Regions from separate parts of the Mus musculus genome. Here region 1 is linked to region 2. Evidence: chromatin loops called from intact Hi-C (ENCODE). Cell type or tissue: heart. All regions are shown on one strand. Each heading gives the region's core, and the rest is flanking DNA. Links, peaks and the distances in the headings are about the cores only.

The links. Hi-C counts contacts between places; a loop is a spot of excess contacts. Peaks named below come from ENCODE experiments on the same cell type or tissue, not always from the same donor. Only the 100,000 strongest peaks of a DNase experiment are listed, where the experiment ranks them.
Region 1: it touches region 2 in a loop (1.8-fold over the local background); 2 of 42 quality-filtered maps call a loop at or near these places.

The regions. Positions count from the first base shown.
Region 1 is chr3:52,640,096-52,643,007 of GRCm38, forward strand. No RefSeq gene overlaps it. Among named protein-coding and RNA genes, the nearest start is that of Gm30235, 8.3 kb to the right of the region's middle. In heart, for the core only: no CTCF peak of the experiment used is centred there; DNase peaks (open chromatin) are centred at 616, 926, 1,566, 1,936 and 1 weaker place; H3K27ac peaks cover 723 bases.
Region 2 is chr3:52,960,027-52,962,938 of GRCm38, forward strand. No RefSeq gene overlaps it. Among named protein-coding and RNA genes, the nearest start is that of Gm30402, 3.6 kb to the left of the region's middle. In heart, for the core only: a CTCF peak has its summit at 1,862; no DNase peak of the experiment used is centred there; H3K27ac peaks cover 649 bases.

The DNA of each region.
Region 1 (2,912 bases), core at 180-2,679, 320 kb before region 2:
ACCCTCATTTCTTTTTCCCCCATCTTATAATTTATTAATGCCTTTCTGATGTCGAATGTGGGGAAAATTTATTCATGTGCCTATTCAGCACCTAGCAGTTATTAACGACTGCACAATGAACGTCTTCCCATGCAGTAAAGATACATAGTTGAATAAAGCATTTGGTTTGTGCCCTAAGAGTAATGTAGAAATGGGCAAGGGGGAGTTCTTTTTCTCCCCTTTAATCTGAAGAAGTAGGCTTGTCCATCCGGGTGCATCTGGTTAGCCCCTCAGCTTTGGGGTGGCTTCAATTAGTGTCCAGCTCTCTGTGAACCCGTGGGGAGAGGCCTCCTTCTTTCACATCTGGGACTTAGAATACACCCATGGAGACTGGTAATGACTTCCTTCTTGGCTCTGAGAGTTGCCTGGGTTTTCTGACATTGCTCTGTGTGGAAGAAGATTGGCCTGGCTGTTAAAACCTGTTAGTAGATGAACGGATACTGTAGAGAAAAGGAAAAGAAATGTACGTGTGCACGTGGGCACACAGCAGCTCACTCAACCAGACCTATCTTCCACAGCCATTGTTCCATCCTCAGAGTGGTCTGGGCCCTGGCAGGAAAGGAAGAGGCCACCCAGAGAGGCATTTCCTAAGGCAAGATTAAGCAGCGCCTGGGGAGACTAGACTTGGCCAAAAGGAAATGGAAGAAGGTACGCTGTCTCCAACGGAGAGATTCTGGGAGAAGACAGAATGATAGGAACCCAACTATGAAGACTCTCAACATAAACAAACCTCCCTTATCACTGCCTAAGCAGCCAGGGGCTTCTGTAGAACTGCAGGACTCCGCCCCTCACACACACATCAGACACGGTCCCTCCCAGGCAACGCTGTAGCATCCTTTCCCAGTGACACATTGCAGGGCGGGCTGAACCTTCCTCCCGCTGGAAGACCTTTCTCATGTCTTACCGGCATCCCTCACGGTACAGCGGGAGTTCAACCCAGCTTGCAAAGTTCAATGGATGTGGAAAAGAGACTGTCACCCTTTCCTCTTTCCTGAGCCATCCAGGCCTTTGATGACTTTGAGAATAAATGTTTCCCCCTTTGGTCACTAGAATGTCTCTCTGAACTGGTAAATTCAAGATAAACTCTGTCAAATCCTTACACTCCAGGGAACAAGCAGATTAAAAGGGCAGCTACAGTATCCCCTCCCCATCTGGTTTGCGCAGGAAAATCGTTTTGCTCCGGACTCCTAATTTCCACCCGGAACACAGCTCACTGCTTAAAGAGCATTTTGTTTTCTGTTTCTGGAACCCATTGTGTATTGCACCAGGGACAATGAGCTGGTCATTCAGCTGCAGCCTTCAAGCATTAAACTGGCCACATGGGTCCACATTAGTTCTCAGAGGGACGAGACACCCCAGCCCCAAGCATGTGTCCTCCTGGGCCCACATGTGTATGCAGAAAGGTGGCTGGCATCCCTGGATCCACTCTGTCCATTTGACCATCATGAAGCCTTTGCAGCCTCTCTCTCAGCTCCAGAGGCTGTCCCCACAGCCACCCTTACACACTGTGGAGCTGGCTTGTTGTTGGCACGGTCCAGGGGACAGCAAGCCAGATTGGGCGGGGAGAGCATTCCATTATTATAACACAATGCCATAACAGGGTTCAGAATTCCTTTCATATTAATTCTTATACAAGTGGAATCTTCAAACTCAACTTTTACCCTGAAAAGGGAGCGGTAAAAGGCAGCCAGGTCCTTTGTTGTCTTGGACCACATTCATCTAAGCTGAGCATCAGGAAGCTCTCTCTCCCTCACCATGCAGCTCAGAGCATCTCCTGGTGGCTTTGGCTGCATGACCCTGAACCTGGCAGCCCATGCTGCTGCTCTTGGGAAACTGGCCCTTCTGGAAGACTGGCTGGTTCTTCTTGCCCCCACGCTCAGAGTGCTTTTGGGTGTGGAGCCAAAACATCTCCAGGCCTCCTTAGAGGCCTCTGACTTGTGTAGCAGGCCAAGCTGACAAGCTGCCAGTTGGTCTCCAAGTGAAGTGTCCCTCGCAGCCCCCAGTCACCCACTGCCAGGGTGGGAGTGAGAGGTTTTCTGTCAGGCCTGGGGGAAGGCAGGGTACCCTCCTTCCTAGTTAACTCTTCCCAAATGTAGCAGAAACTTTTAAGAGTCTTGTTGACGGGGCCACCTCACAGACTAAACATGGATGCTGAGACCCAGAAACCTGGATGCTATTTCAAACCTGGCCATGGTTCCCAGGGTTTGGTTTCCTTACCACAGAGAGGTCGGTAGGCAGGAACTAAGCAAGGTGGCAATGTGGGGCCGATACCAACTTTTTCCCTTTGTGATTCAAGCGCAGGCAATGAGTTTAGCAGTCTTTATGGCCTTGTCCTCCTCAGTTCAATATGATTCTGGCAGTGGTTTGAGTAGAAACTATCCAAGGAAATCCCTAGGAATTCAAGAGACCTCTAACATGCCTATGATAGCAATTCCAGCTCTCATCTTTAATTTATTTATTACTTGTCCACCGAGCAGACACTTATCTAGACTACAGAGTGATAGAACTAAATCACCATGTATTCTAAGTGAATGAGTAACATTGTCTAAGCCCGTACTCCCCTGCTCCCCCGAAACACCTTTCAAGGATTCTGCAGAGTAGGTGCTACTTCGACACTATTGCAGCCTCTCTTAATGCCACGGGGAGAAGAGCACCCTTAGTCTCTTTTCCCGTTGAGGTTCTACTTATTTTCAATGAAAGGGACTCCATATGTAAATGTGATTACTTTCTCCAAAATTCATCTGTGCAACTTGAACACCGGTGTCTATTGGGGTGGTTTGTACAGGATTCGAACCTGAATCTCGGTGGTAAGTACCAACCGAGGAAAGTTATAAGTCCATGAAAAATCAACATGGCTAAAGAGGACCATAACA
Region 2 (2,912 bases), core at 317-2,816:
TCAGGCAACAGCTGCCTATATTATATGACAAAGCACTGAAGGAACCTGTTTAAGAAGACAGAGGGTTTCATCCATGCATGGGTGCCCAGTGGCTCCATTGATATAGTCTAGAGAGATCGCCAGCTTAGATCTCTGACCCATATTCATCTGGAGATACCCCTCCGTCCTCAAATGGCTTCCTACTTGCGTAACATAAAGCAAAATGGCCTGTTTCTATTGCAGAAGGAATCATATCTCTTTCCATCTTCATGTTTCCCGGTGCTGTGCACCAGGCAGGACTGTGAGCTTTACACAGGTGAGCTCATTGCTGGGGCAGATGGCGCCCATCTACACACCCATGGCCATGGTAGGGGAGGACTCCAAGTGAGCGACACGGACCTGGAGCAGAGGGAGCTCAGAGCAGTTCAGTATCGCAGTTTTCTGGGCTCCCACGGGAATGTTCGTGACTTAGTGGCTTAAAAGTATCTTAGGCTTGCTCTTGCCTGGGTGTTCAGAAGTCCCCACAGGCTCCCAGCTCATACTGTCAGCTGTAGTCACAGCAATAACACGGTATGAGCTCTGTTTGCCACAATGCCACCACTGGGCAATAACGGAACGGGTCAACTTTAAAGATGTCTAATTCTAATTTGGCTCATGGTTTCAGAGGTTCTAATCAAGGGTTGATCATCTATTGCTTTCAGTCCTGTGAGAAAGTGACAGACTATGGTGGATGATGGAAAACAAGAAATAAAAAGAAAAGGAAAGGACACGAGAAGAACACGACTGCTCCTGGGTATATAGTGGAGGAGGTTTATTATAGATATGTGGGAGAGCTTACCCAGCGGCAGACAAAACTGGGAGAGTCCAGAGTGGTCATGACTCTGAACCATGTGGGAAGAAGGGGACGGGAAAGAAGAGTGGGGAGCCGAATTCAGCAGTCAAGAGGTAGTAAGAAAGTGGAAGAGACTTCAGTGTTGATGGAGCTGTTACCACCACCGCGGTCAGCTGAGTGTAACTGCTTACGCTCTGCAGTTACCCACAAGCTATGTCTGCACCTGAGGCTCAGCGTGGGCGGTTTCGGCCGGGGACCTGCTTATAGGACTCTCCCGAGTCACGTGAGCAGATGGACTCAGCTGACCTCGATGGCTGTGGCAGCTCCACCAGCACTGAACTCTCTTCCACTTTCTTGATGTCAGCTCCCCTACCTGGAATGAGCCGCACGCAGTGTGTCTAGATTGAGCTGACCCTAGGTCCAGCCTCGCTACCCCATGCTTGCTTCCCTGCCCACACTTTATTGAGCCCAAAGTTTGTAAGTATAGGTTTCTTTCAAAATGGCTTCACCCAGAGTAATGGAAAGCCCTCTCAGTAAGTCCAGGAGTCAGGCTCCTCTGTCAAACTCGTTTTGCAGCTATATATGGCCACTACCACTTACAAAAGACAAGTGATACTCAGATGTCAGGAGATTAAAATGAAACAGATTCTAGGCTCTTGGCTGGTACAGCATCCCCTGTCTTGGTTGGAGACTGTGTTTTACAAGAAGGAATGTCTGGCTGTGTTCGCTTAGCCTGACCTGGCACACAATCTAAGTTTTGTCCTCTTCAGAGTCACACACATGAAAACTGCCAACTTTAGCATCTTTTAAAAACAGCAGTGTGACACAGGTTGTCACCCTAAGAGTTTAACAGAGAGCAAAGAAGAAAGTGAAAGAATTTTAATATACTGTCTTTTCACTTATTACATTTCCAAGTAATGCCATTAAACTGACCTTGGGGTAACCAGGATTTTGTCAAAGACAATATTTACTTCCATTCGAGAAGTAGGCATTTCTTAACAAAGGGCCTAAGATTGAATGATACAGCTTTGTCTCCACCTGCAGGAATGAAAAGAATTATTTCTTGGTTTGAAAATACATAACGCTCCAAAGACTGTCATTAAAAACAAGGTATAATCAGTAATTCTTATGATTTACTTATTCAGTTTCCTATAATAAATTATTGATCAAAAGAGGGTCAGTTAAAAGAAATATATACGTGGTGTCAATCATTGTGCTTTTTTATAATTTAAAAATAGATTTATTTTTTAAAAAATATTTTATGTGTATGGGTGTTTTCCTACAGGTATATCTGTGCCCAAATGTGTGTAGTGCCTGAGGAGCCCAGAAGAGGGCGCTGGAACTGAGTTGTAGATGGCTGTTAACATCTTTATGGGAGCTGGGAACTGAACCCCAGCCCTCCACAAAAGTAGTTCATACTCTTAGCTGCTGAGCCTTTTCACCAACTCCTTATTTTTAACTTTATGATTGAGTTATATTGTACGTATAGAAATGTCCAGCCGTCAATGCACAGCCTGACGAATGACCACGATGGCCACAGCTGTGTAACTGTCACTCACAGACTAAGACGTCACCTGGGAAGCTCTCTCAAGATCCGCGCCTCCTCTTAACGAGGACGCAAACTCTTAGTTCAGTCATATCTCAGGAGAAAGGACGGTGAGAGGTAGATCAGAAACGCATGTTTTGGTCCCCGTAGCACGTGATCCAGGAGCTGCCCTGAAGGATGTCACCCGCTTCAGCTTCCATGGGGGTAAAGTGTCAGCCCTTGACCATCTATGACTCCTCACTCTGTGGTTTGTTTGTATGGCTTCCGACACTCTCTGCTTGGACTCTTATTCCAGTCTGGGTCTAGCTTTGTCTTCGTTTACCCGAGATTGTTCTGTAAGACTCATCCATGTGGAAACTAGACATTACTGATGCTTTCTTCCCTAGATATATCGGAAGGATTTCTTATCGAGTCATGGCTCATGGTATTTAGGGAGGAGTCTGGTCTGACCATGAGAATGAGGCATCCACAGGTTCCCAGCATCCTCCAGGTGGGAACCAACATTCCACACCTGCATCATGTCAGCAGATGGAGTTCTTTGCATGTAGCCCAGAT